Regions from separate parts of the Mus musculus genome. Here region 2 is linked to region 1. The links are chromatin contacts, found by Hi-C in ENCODE. All regions are on one chromosome and are shown on one strand. The core of a region is the stretch at or near the end of the contact, and the rest is flanking DNA. Distances in the headings are between cores, read along the strand shown. Region 1 holds the start of Rapgef5 (Rap guanine nucleotide exchange factor (GEF) 5). Region 2 overlaps Gm31482 (a long non-coding RNA gene).

The links. A loop is a pair of places that touch in the nucleus more often than their neighbours do.
Region 2: a loop to region 1 is called in a map of left cerebral cortex, with 4 times the contacts of the local background. The contact joins the enhancer-like site here to the promoter of Rapgef5 in region 1. A Hi-C loop is called at or near these places in 5 of 37 maps with a recorded cell type or tissue (heart and left cerebral cortex).

What each region holds. Positions count from the first base shown.
Region 1 is chr12:117,531,324-117,536,662 of GRCm38, reverse strand. Rapgef5 (Rap guanine nucleotide exchange factor (GEF) 5) reads right to left here and starts at 2,735. Exons shown (of 26, transcript NM_001373989.1): 1 at 2,430-2,735. The coding sequence starts at 2,645.
Region 2 is chr12:117,497,981-117,503,319 of GRCm38, reverse strand. Gm31482 (a long non-coding RNA gene) reads right to left here. Exons shown (of 3, transcript XR_382010.2): 2 at 2,093-2,289. Among named protein-coding and RNA genes, the nearest start is that of Rapgef5, 33 kb to the left of the region's middle. Within about 2 kb of position 2,343, at least 1 of the 3 ENCODE cell types and tissues checked has a DNase peak (open chromatin) inside an H3K27ac peak, as active enhancers do; it is left cerebral cortex, where a contact is called at or near this core.

The DNA of each region.
Region 1 (5,339 bases), core at 1,486-3,985:
GACTCTCAACTGAGAAAAGACCTCAATCAGATGGCCTGTAGGCAAGTCTGTAGGGCATTTTCTTGATTTGCTGATTGATGTGGGTGGATGCTGCCTACTCTCAATAGTGACACCCCTGGGCAGGCTGAGGAAGCCATGGTGAGCAATCCAGTAAGCAACACTCCTCCATGGCCTCCGCTTCAGTTCCTGACTCCAGGTTCCTGTCTTGAGTTCCTCCCCCAAGTTTCACTTTTTTACAGTTGATAAACTGTAAGCTATAAGATGAAATAAACCTTTCTTCCCATGCTTTTGTTTATGGTGTTTTATCACAGCAACAGAAAGCAAACTAAAATAGTCTCCCCTGAAGCAGAAGGAGGGAGAAACTGATAAAAGTGGGAGTTTCCCAACAGTGAAAAACTTGACACTCAATCTTTTAAGAGAGACATGCATTTAAGCTCTTAAAGAACTAATACAATGTAGTGTGACTGAAGAAGAATTAGTAAAGTAGCTTGTTTGAAGAGCCCATATACAGAGTAGTTTGAAAGTTAGGGCCAGTCTGCATATTGACAGGGCAAACATCATCATCCCAGGCAGCAAGAAACTAGAGTCCCTGTGTAGATGAATGCTGCAGATGGATCTGTGGACAATTCCTGTCACAGACTTCCCGGCTGCCCATGTCTTCAGCATTCTGTGCCGTGGAAAAGTAACTGTCAAGGATAATAGGAACACAATTTGACCTACTTTCTCCTAGATTCTTGCAAAGTCTATAATTCTGGGTCTTGTGTTTATTTAGCCACCCTATCTTGAGGACACACTTCCTGCCTTTCTTTGTAAGCAATCCTATACACCACACATCAAGATTACTGTGTGGAGTGGATGGAGTTAGGGATTCTTATGGAAGAGTAGGGGAAAGGACTGAGGTCCCGAAGGGGTTAGGAACTCCACAGGAAGACCAAGAGAGTCAACTAGCCTGGATCCTTGAGGCTCTCAAGAGACTGAACCATCAGCCAGAGAACACACACAGGCTGGACCTAGGCCTCCCTACACATATGGAACAGATGTGCAACTTGGTCTTCACATGGGTCCCAAACAACTGGAGAGGGGGTTATCCCAAAAAGTGTTTCCAGTCTGTGGGCTATATTCTTCTAGCTGGACTGCCTTGTCTGGCCTCAGTGGGAGAGGACGTGCCTAGCTCTGCAGTCTTGATGTGCCAGGGTAGGGAAAAAAACCAGGGGAGCCCACCCACTCAGAGAAGGAGAGGGGCGAAGTGTTGTAGGAGGAGGTGACCGGAAGTGGGGGGGCAGTGAGCGGAATGTAACGTGAATTAAAAAACCATGATTACTGTGTGGGCAATTCTAAAACTTTCCTGGTGGCTGACTTAAAAATTATCTAATTGCATGAGAGAATCCTAAGAACAATCCTTTAAGGTAGCACCGAAGAAGAAAATACCTAGGAAAGGGAAAACACAGCCTGGAGAACAAGAACTGTAGCAATTCAGATCCTTGCCCATCTATAGGAAGCCACGACAGAACAAATGCTTCCTCAGCCCTTAGGTTTCCGCAAGCCAATAACATCACAGGAGCTGTGAGTCTCCAACTACTGTCTCCTTTCATGACATATAACTAAGACTTCTAGTCAAAAAAAAAAAAAATCACACCATTGTTACGATTTTTCAGTAAATACTACATAATAATCAAAAAATAATTTTTAAAAAAAGTATGAGTAGGATGTACCAAGGTATTCCCAAGCTCTGCTGAGTAGGAAGGAAGTCAGTGAGAGCTTACTGGGGCTTTCTTGAGTGGCTTGAGGATCACCAGGATGACAAGCAGGCCCTCCTTTTAACATAAAAAACATGTCTGGCCTGCTCAGGTCGTGAGATGCACTTACAACACAAGGAATGCTCCTTCACCAGGAAGTCATATCTGAACACACCATCAGAAAGTCGATATTTGAGATTCCCGGGGGTCCGACCCTCTCCCGCTCTAGGGGGCGTCCCGGAGTACTGAGTGCTCCCAGCGCTAGCAGCTCACCCAAGCTCTTCCAACTCCTAAGTCTCCCCCTCAGCAGTGGCGGCTGCCAGGGCAGTCCCGACGCCCAGACACTGCTGAGTCTTCCAAAACAAGCACGCACGTCGCAGGCCACCTGCAAACAGGACCTGCGGGAGGCCTAAGACTTTCTGTGAGACGGGGCTGGTTGACTCAGTCACCGGACACCTGCAGCTTCCCCACAGAAAGCAGCAAACAGCCCTTCTTCCTGCGATGCCCCGGCGCCCGGGTGCGCTCAGGTGCATCTAGGGGGAAGGGTGGCCGTCGCAGCCCGAGGGGCGCCCCCTAACCCCGACGTCCCAGGCCCCGCTCCAGCGGAGTCCCGCCACCTCCCCAACTTCCAGCCACGGCGTGGCGGGCCCGCGGGGCAGTCGAGGGCTCCACGTGCGCGCCCGGGCCACTCACCCGGGCGCCGGCGGCGCTCCGCTTCCTCCGCAGCGTGAGCCCGCTCCGCAGCAGCGCAGGCAGGTCCCTGAGGCGCGGCCGCAGAGACGCGGCGGGCGGCTCGCGCTCCGGCTCCCGGGCGCTCGGGCTGCGGCGCAGAGGGCCATCGGCCGGGGCCGCCGAGGCCAGGGCCGGACTCTCGCAAGGCGGCTGCATCTTGACAGAGCCCACCGCCATCCTGATGCCCTGACGGTTGCGGCGGCGCCCGCGGCTGCTCTCCTCCGCGCTCGCCTCCGCGCCTTCGCCAGGCAGCGAGAGGGCGCGACTGCGGCTCAGGCGCGGGACGCGCTGCCAGCCGCTGCCCATTGGCGCGCGCCCGGCTGGGAGCCTCGGCCCCGCGCACCGCCCCGGCCCCGCCCAGGTGCTCCCCGCCCCGCCCCGCCGCTCACCTCCGGACGGCTGAGACACTCCCACCGCCCGCGGAAGGGGCCCTGGAGCGGCGAGTGCTCTGAGCCTGCATAGGTGCGCCATTCCCAAAAACCTCCTCCCGGACCCATTCCCCCGAGTCTAAAAAGTCCCTTTGCTCCAGCCAGGAGTGGCCTGGACTGCGACCCAGAAGGCTCAGAGGTCTTCCTCCCTCCGGCGCTTAGCCTAGCCCCACAGCACAGTCGGTATCCTAGAAAATGTTCAGAATTGGTTTCTTGGGACAACATTGCCCACTCAGTGGTCGGTAGGCGCGCTCCTCATAAAAGGGGGAGCGGAGAAAACTAGTTGGGTTTGATGGGTGCTTAGTAAAATAGGTGCAAGTCTGGTGGCCCGAAGATGAATCTCTGTTGACATGTTGGAACCTGACCTCCCTGGAAGCCTTCTGTGTCTGGTGAATGTGCTTGGTAAACTGTAAAGGCTTAGCGCAGCATGAATCACTGCTTATACAATTCCAGGAGGTAGGAATTGTGGAGTGCTCAGTGGAAACCATTCCAGGAAGGCCTTCAACTCCAAGGGGTTGTGAATCTTCAACAAGGCCTTTAACCCCTCAGCACTAGGACGCTGAGACCCACTCTTTACCTATGACCGCCAAAGATCTGAAAAACCTTTAAAATGACAAGTAAGGATCCTTGACAAGGTTACTATCTCACACAGCAGATGTTTGGCCAAGTGCACACGGGAAATGTGGCCGAGTAGGGAGAGTGGAGATCTTGCCCTTAAGAAAAGGGAAATTCAGCCTGATGTAGATAAATACTAAGAGGAAATCAGGTAGTCCCTAAACTCTTGCTAATTATCAAGTGAATGTAAATACTAAAACCTCCTGGGAAGAGCAACCTAAGCCAGGCCAAGAAATTTACACAATGTCTTAAAGCTTAGAGCCCTTCAAGGAGATTTGAAATTGTGATTTCAAACTCTTAGGTGGCTCACATAGGGCCAGAGGGAGCCTTTGGACCTGGAGGCTATGTCCTGTTAGAGAAGGGTGATGTCATAATGAAGAAGTCGGGGGAAATAGAATTTGTGTTGTCCGCTTACTGCAGAAGACTTACATTTTGTCCCCTTAACCTATGTACATTTATTGAGAAGGAGTCAGTAATGAGCTCTATAGTCTGTTATGGTTTCCAAATGTCTGTGATGCAGATTTATCCAAGAATGAAACTCTACATCTGTATCTCTAACATCAGTCTCTTGATTTTTAGGTTAAAATGTGCCAGCTAAGGGGTTGGTACTTGGTTCCAAGGAGTTCCCAGGACACTCCTAGTTAACATTCTGATCTGTGGGGCCTTCTGCCAGTCATATCATCCCTGAGAAGTAACATTTGAATTATCTATGACTTCACTCCGCTACAGAAGAGATCGCATATGTTCTGTCTCCTAGTTGACATTCTCGGTCTTCACACATGTTCAAGCAGCTTTTTTTCCTTTGGCTTTTTGTTTGTTTTTGTTTTTGTTTTTGTTTTTGTTTTTTTTTTTTTTTTTGAGTCTCCTGTAGCCCAGGCCGACCTGAGCACCGTATGTAGCCGAGGATCACGTTGAACTTTTGGCACCCCTTCTTTGTCTTCCAAGTGCTAGGATTACAGGCTTGCACTGTAATCCTAGATTCACAGATTCACAGATTCACAGTTTTCAATATAAGATTTAGGAGTTTGAAACTTACACCATAGAGTCTATAGAATCGGCCATGCCATGTATCTAAGGCACAACATCAATAAGGACTTTTGAAAAGTCTATTTAGGTTAAAGTAATAAATAATAAAGGCCACACATACTTAGCATAAAAGTAAGCAGGTGGGAACCAGGAAGGTAGTTTGTCTGCTAAGGTGATTGATTGCCTTGCAAGTCCAAGGACCCAAGTTAGATCCTAAGAAACTATGTTCAAAACCAACCAAACAAACAAGCAAACAAGAATAAGGAAGCAGGGCATAATTAGTGTCACCTCTTTTGATCCCAGGGCTGGAGAGGTAAAGACAGGTAGACCCCTGGGGAATTGATGGCCAGCTAGCCTTATCTAAAGGGGTAAGCTCAGGCAAGTAGGAGACTCTATATTTAAAAACAACAACAACAACAAAAAAAAAAATCCAAGTATGAAAAGAACCTGAGAACTGGCAGCCAGGGTTGGCCTCCACATGCATGCACACACATAAGGATATTCACCTACACACGTGCATTTGCACACACACACACACACACACACGATATATCAGAAAGAGCAGGAATCTGTTAGTAGAAAATTCACACCACTCCTTTCAGACAAGCCCACCCCAGCACCCTCTCCTTGCCTTTTGCCCGGAGTACCACCCTTCTGTAATGCTATGCTACAGCGCTTGCATCCTGAAAGGAATATTCTAGGGATTTTTTTTTCCAGCCTTTTGAAACTTGTGGCTGCTGAGCACTTGAAATGTGGCAAGTGTGACTGAAGAACTAGGTTTTTAACTTTATTTAATTTAAAT
Region 2 (5,339 bases), core at 1,094-3,593, 33 kb after region 1:
CTCTATCAGGAGACTGGCCCTTTGTAATGTGGTGTTTTGGGCAGATGGTAGCACCCCCAGTGTCCAGTCTTTCATTTCCCATCATGCTTTGTTAGATGCAGGAACTGTCTCAGTATCTCCATATAGGATCTTGCCTTTCTCCACATAGGCTGACTCTACTCACACAAAAGTTTGAGAATGACTAACAGTGTTTTAAGAAGCTACCTCACTGGGTGGGCAGGGTAAGGGTAGAAGCATCTTAATTCTGCTCCTGCCCCTACCCTACTCCCACAAACACTATCATAGCTTTGCTTGTGGGTGAAAATACAACCTACTTCTGCTTTTAAAAATATGTGGTAAGAGACACGTACCACTAAATGTACCATTTTAACTTCTGGATATACAGTCCAGTGGGATTTACCACATTTACATTGTAAAGCCGCCATCGTCATCCATCTTCAGAGATGTTTCATATTCTCAAACTCTATACCTACTAAAAATGAATTCCCCAGTAATCTAATCTATAATCAATTTCAGTCTCTCTGTTGACTACGGTAGGTAATTCATATAGTTGGAGCTGTGTGCTATTTGTTCCTTTCTGCTTACCTTGTTTCTCTTAAAAATATCTCCAATATTCATACATGTTATAGCATGTTCCCGAATTCCATTCTTTTAAAAGCCTGTATCATGTTCCATTATATGTGTAGGCTGTTGCATATTTTGTCTAGCCATTCCTCTGTCATTGGACTTGTAGATTTTCTACTTTTAGCCGCTGTGGATACCGTTGCTATAAAAATGGTGTGTTATTGTCGTCTCTTAGATGGGGTGTGATGCACCTGGCTTGGTACAGTGCTTGCCTGGGGTATCATGCCCCGGGCTTGGTCCTCCAGCACTATAAACTGAACGTGTTGATGCAGGCCTGTAATCCCAGGTGAAGGTGAAGTTGGAGGCAAGAAGACCAGAAGTTCAAACTCATCTTCCACTACAGAGTGAATTGAGACTAGCTTGGGCTATAAGGAGACCCTGTTTCTACACAAACAAATCTCCAACATTCTAATCTTACTATTATTAGCTATTTCTATCCCAATATCCAGGAACACACTGGGCGGTGGTAAATAATAAATACTTTACACTTGACCTGATTTTTATTTTACCTACTGACTTAGAATAGATGTATGAATTGCTTTACTGCTCCAAATGTCAGTGAGAGAACCACCCTCAACAGGATAGACAATTCTTTTGTCTTTCAAGTGGCTACAGTCCTAGATCATCATCTTTCACGATCAGTGCACTGAGTCCTTCTTCTATATATTTGTTTTTTTCATGCTAGGCATTGAACCTGGGCTCCGACACATGCTAAGCAAGTACTTGACTTCGGGCTTACATCCCCATCCCTACTCTTGTGTATATTTGAAATTTACAAAATAAAATGTTTATTCAAATAATTAAAAACTCAGGCCTGGACACTAATCATGTGACTGAAGGGACCACCCACAAACGTATGCACCCATCTGGGTTTTTTGTTTTTTTTTTTTTTTGTTTTGTTTTTTTTTTTGTTGTTGTTTTTTTTGCATCAAGTTGCTAATTGGGGGTCAACTGCTAACTGTTATGGATTTCATTTTTTTTAGTTATATAATTGTATTCATGATAACCAATGTTTAAGGCCATCTTTTATGCCTATGATATATAAACACATTATCTGACAGATCATTTTTAGAGTCATTTTAGCTTAAGCTTATTTATGAGCATACAAGATAACATTTAAATAGCATTTAAATACCTCCTGTAATGGCATTGCACATTCCCTCAGTGTTACTGAAACCGGTTGCAATTTCTCCTTCCAGATACATAAAGTACTAGAAAAGTAGCCAAAAAAGAGACATGGACTCAACATGGTGCCAAAAATAATAATAGCGCTTGAAATGTTAAACAGTTTCTCAGAGCCCTCCTTGTTCCCCTCCTCCTGCTTCTCCTTGGAGACAAGACTCCCGGCTGGCTTCCTGGTCACATGGTGGGCCATCCTCCTGAGTCAGTAGTGGCAGCTGTTTGAGACGGATATGTGGGGTTCATTGGAACAGGGATGGATGGTGGAATGGAAAGAATGGAGTCTCACCTCAGATCCAAAGCAGGAGAAAGAGAAGTGCTGAGTTAAGGCTGTGAGAGAAAGCTCATTTCTCTTCATGTCTCTGCACAGCTGAGTAAGATGTTCTTGACTGAATGTCTAGTTGGCCTATTTTCTTCATTTTCTTGGTGGCAGATGACAGTCGTCCTGGGGTCTGACACTGTGACTCTCTAAACACAAGGCATGTCCTGTTATGCAGAGTTAAAAGTCAGGAAGGAGGTGTGAACAAGTCGATCACTTCTTCATTAGCACTTTGGGAAGTTCATCAAGACACTTGGTTCCAAGCCAGCTCCCTAAGACAGCTCATAAGGTTAGGGAAAGCTGGCACAGGGACGCCAGTACAACCCTGGAGGAAAAGCCTCCCTAGTCCAGCCAGTGCAACCTCAAACAGCACTGCCCACTTTATCAGTGCTTTCTTTCTTCTCAGAAATATTCTTGATGTTAAGTCCATGTGAGGTCTGTGCTATGCCCAATCAACACTAACACTTATTTTTTGAAATACTAATTTAGAGGAAAGATATAAGATAATGTGCATGTAGCTTGCATCAAATATTCTGCTAAAAAAATAAGCATTATTTCTTATTTATGGTTTTATTCTAGCCAGGAGCACGGCAAACTTCATTGTAAAGAACATATTCATCTATTCAGAAAATGGTGATTTAGTATGTCTTAGTTTCTTTTTCTGTTGCTGTGATAAAACACCCCAGCAAAAGGAATTCAAGAGAAAGGGTTTTTTTTATTTCAACCATCCAGTTTACATTTACAGTGCATCACTGGAAAATCAAGGGAAATCAAAACAGTGGGAGCTTGTGGCAGCTGATCACATCCTAAGTCAGGAAGTGAAGGTGGACAAATGCCTGTGCTCAGGCTAGCCTTCCTCACTGTGTACAGTCCAGGATCCAAACCCAGAGAACAGTGCCACTCACTCAATTCACATAAACAACAATCAACATAGGATCCCTCACAGGTGAGCCTGGAGGCACGAGGGTGATGTTAGATCCCATGAGATTAACAATCCACAGTAGCTATCACAGGCACTGATTTTGGCCAATAGGGATGCAGCCAGCTACAAACAAGACCAGCTTCTGTTCTCAACAAGTGCTAGAGGATAGAAGATATACAACAGTTTGTCAGACTGAGAAATTCCACCTAATTACTAAAGTAAAGCCAGTTTATGGGGACTGGTAGTGATGCTGGGGGGAGGGGGACCTGAGTAACCACAGAGAGCTTCCAGGATAGGCAGGAGACAAGATGGGGGTCTATGGAGAGGCAGGGTGGGAGGTTGGGGGTGGGGCAGGATGGGGCAGGGGTGGGATAACTCCAGACAGAGGGAGCAGGAGTGGAGGAACTCCTGGAAGTACAACACTGGGCTGCACAGCCACACGCACCATGGCCTTCCTTAACATTTCCATTTTCAGGCCATCCAGTACTCCACCGACAATGGGCACAGGGCACAGGGCAAGCAGGGTCTTGATGAGAGAACAAATCCACTGGTGTAAAAGTGTTGAAATGCTAGGTTAGCCAGCCCTGTATCATCACTATTAGATGCCACAGATTTTACCAAAGGAGCCACCTTAGCTTTGGGAAGGAGGTCTTGAACTCCGTGCATTCAAACGCAGGTCTCTAAAGCCCTGCTTATGAGCTGTGATGGCATCTGTCCCACCAGTGACCTGGTTTGTTTCCTTGAAGAGTTCCTTTAGATGTCTATGACGTTGTTCTTCTAGGAAACAGGAAGAGAGTTTGAGACCAGCATACAACTGAACCCAGAACTTTAATGTGCTTCCTGTGCCCAAGGGATGTTTCTACTGTCAGCCTCAGGAGCTATTATTCTGGATTTCCGTTCTGGTCCCAAGAGAGTGTGCTGCCCCACCCTTATCCCCAGCCCTGCCTACACATTGGAGTGATAAGAGTTTAAATTACCTAGACAGTGCCATCTAGTTCTCAACCTAGGACTCTGAGTTCTAGGTTTACGAAGACATAAAACTTCAAGCCCTTAATCTAAATTGAATCACAGCTCTGTGATAGCTAGGACAGGTGTGACTTCCCTGCAATACTCAGCCTGTACTGCCTTCTGGGTGGACACCTCTTGCAAATCAAGGTCATTGCCTCACCTCAGCCACCTGCTGCTCACACCTCTCCATCCTAGGGTAGGACTGTGAAACTCCTTATCAGTCCAAAATCCTTATAAATGGTGCTCAGATGAGAGAGCTTCACTCAGGCATATCCCCTCCAACCGAGACAGAATGGAGAGAGCAGTGACCAAGAAAGTGTCTTCATTCATGCTGATTGGTTAGTGACTGCAATCATTGGGCAAGGTATTTTGGTAAATCATGCAAAATTCCTTAAGTGTATGTAAGTTCAATTTTTACTTCCACTATCATGATAGGCTTGACCTGGAATGGTTGGCAGGGAGGTTATAAACTTAAACTCCTGTGAATGGGAAGTTCTTCAGCCTGGTTTTCACAAACTTTTCTCATATTACAGGCAGGGAACAGAAGATGAGTTGAAGAATCTATTCAGTTCTGTTGACTCAGGTTGACACACTCTGCTGCCAACCCCAGACCCTGTGATTACTCTTATTGGGTTGTTAGTACCACACAATCTATATTTCCCATCAAACATGCTCTCCCGAGAGTCCTCTGGGGACAGATTGAGTCCAGCCAGCATGTCAATAAATAGCATAACGGAATTAACTGACATTTCATTTATCCTTCAATGTTTTTATTTTTTTTCCTCCCAGACATTAGTTCAAAGGATCATAATGTCATAGAGCATCCATCAAAGGGGATAAAAAAAAAAATGAGACAGAACTTATTCTATCTCACACTTTTCAGGCTTATGCAGGGATCCCTGGAGTAAAGCTGGCCATCTCAGAAGTGCTTCTCAGTCTGTCAGTCTACATCTGCAGGCTCAATCTTCTTCTTTTTTTTTTTTAAAAAATGCTTGCTATTAGGAAATATTCTCTAGTGAGCTTATGTGCGCATACCTTGCAAACAAGGAACACGGCTGAGCAGACCTCACCAAAACACTGATTCTTTCCTACAGAGATAGTGGGAAACAAAAATCACAGCAACAACAAGGAAAATAATAAAAAGTATTTAGAGATGATTTCCACCAATTGGGGGCTCCCTGTCTTGTTCACAGGAGCCACAACATTTACATCGGCGTGATCATGATATACAGAGAGACAGTCATGTTAATAGAGAGCCATGCTTGGGTTAGTTTGATATTATGGACA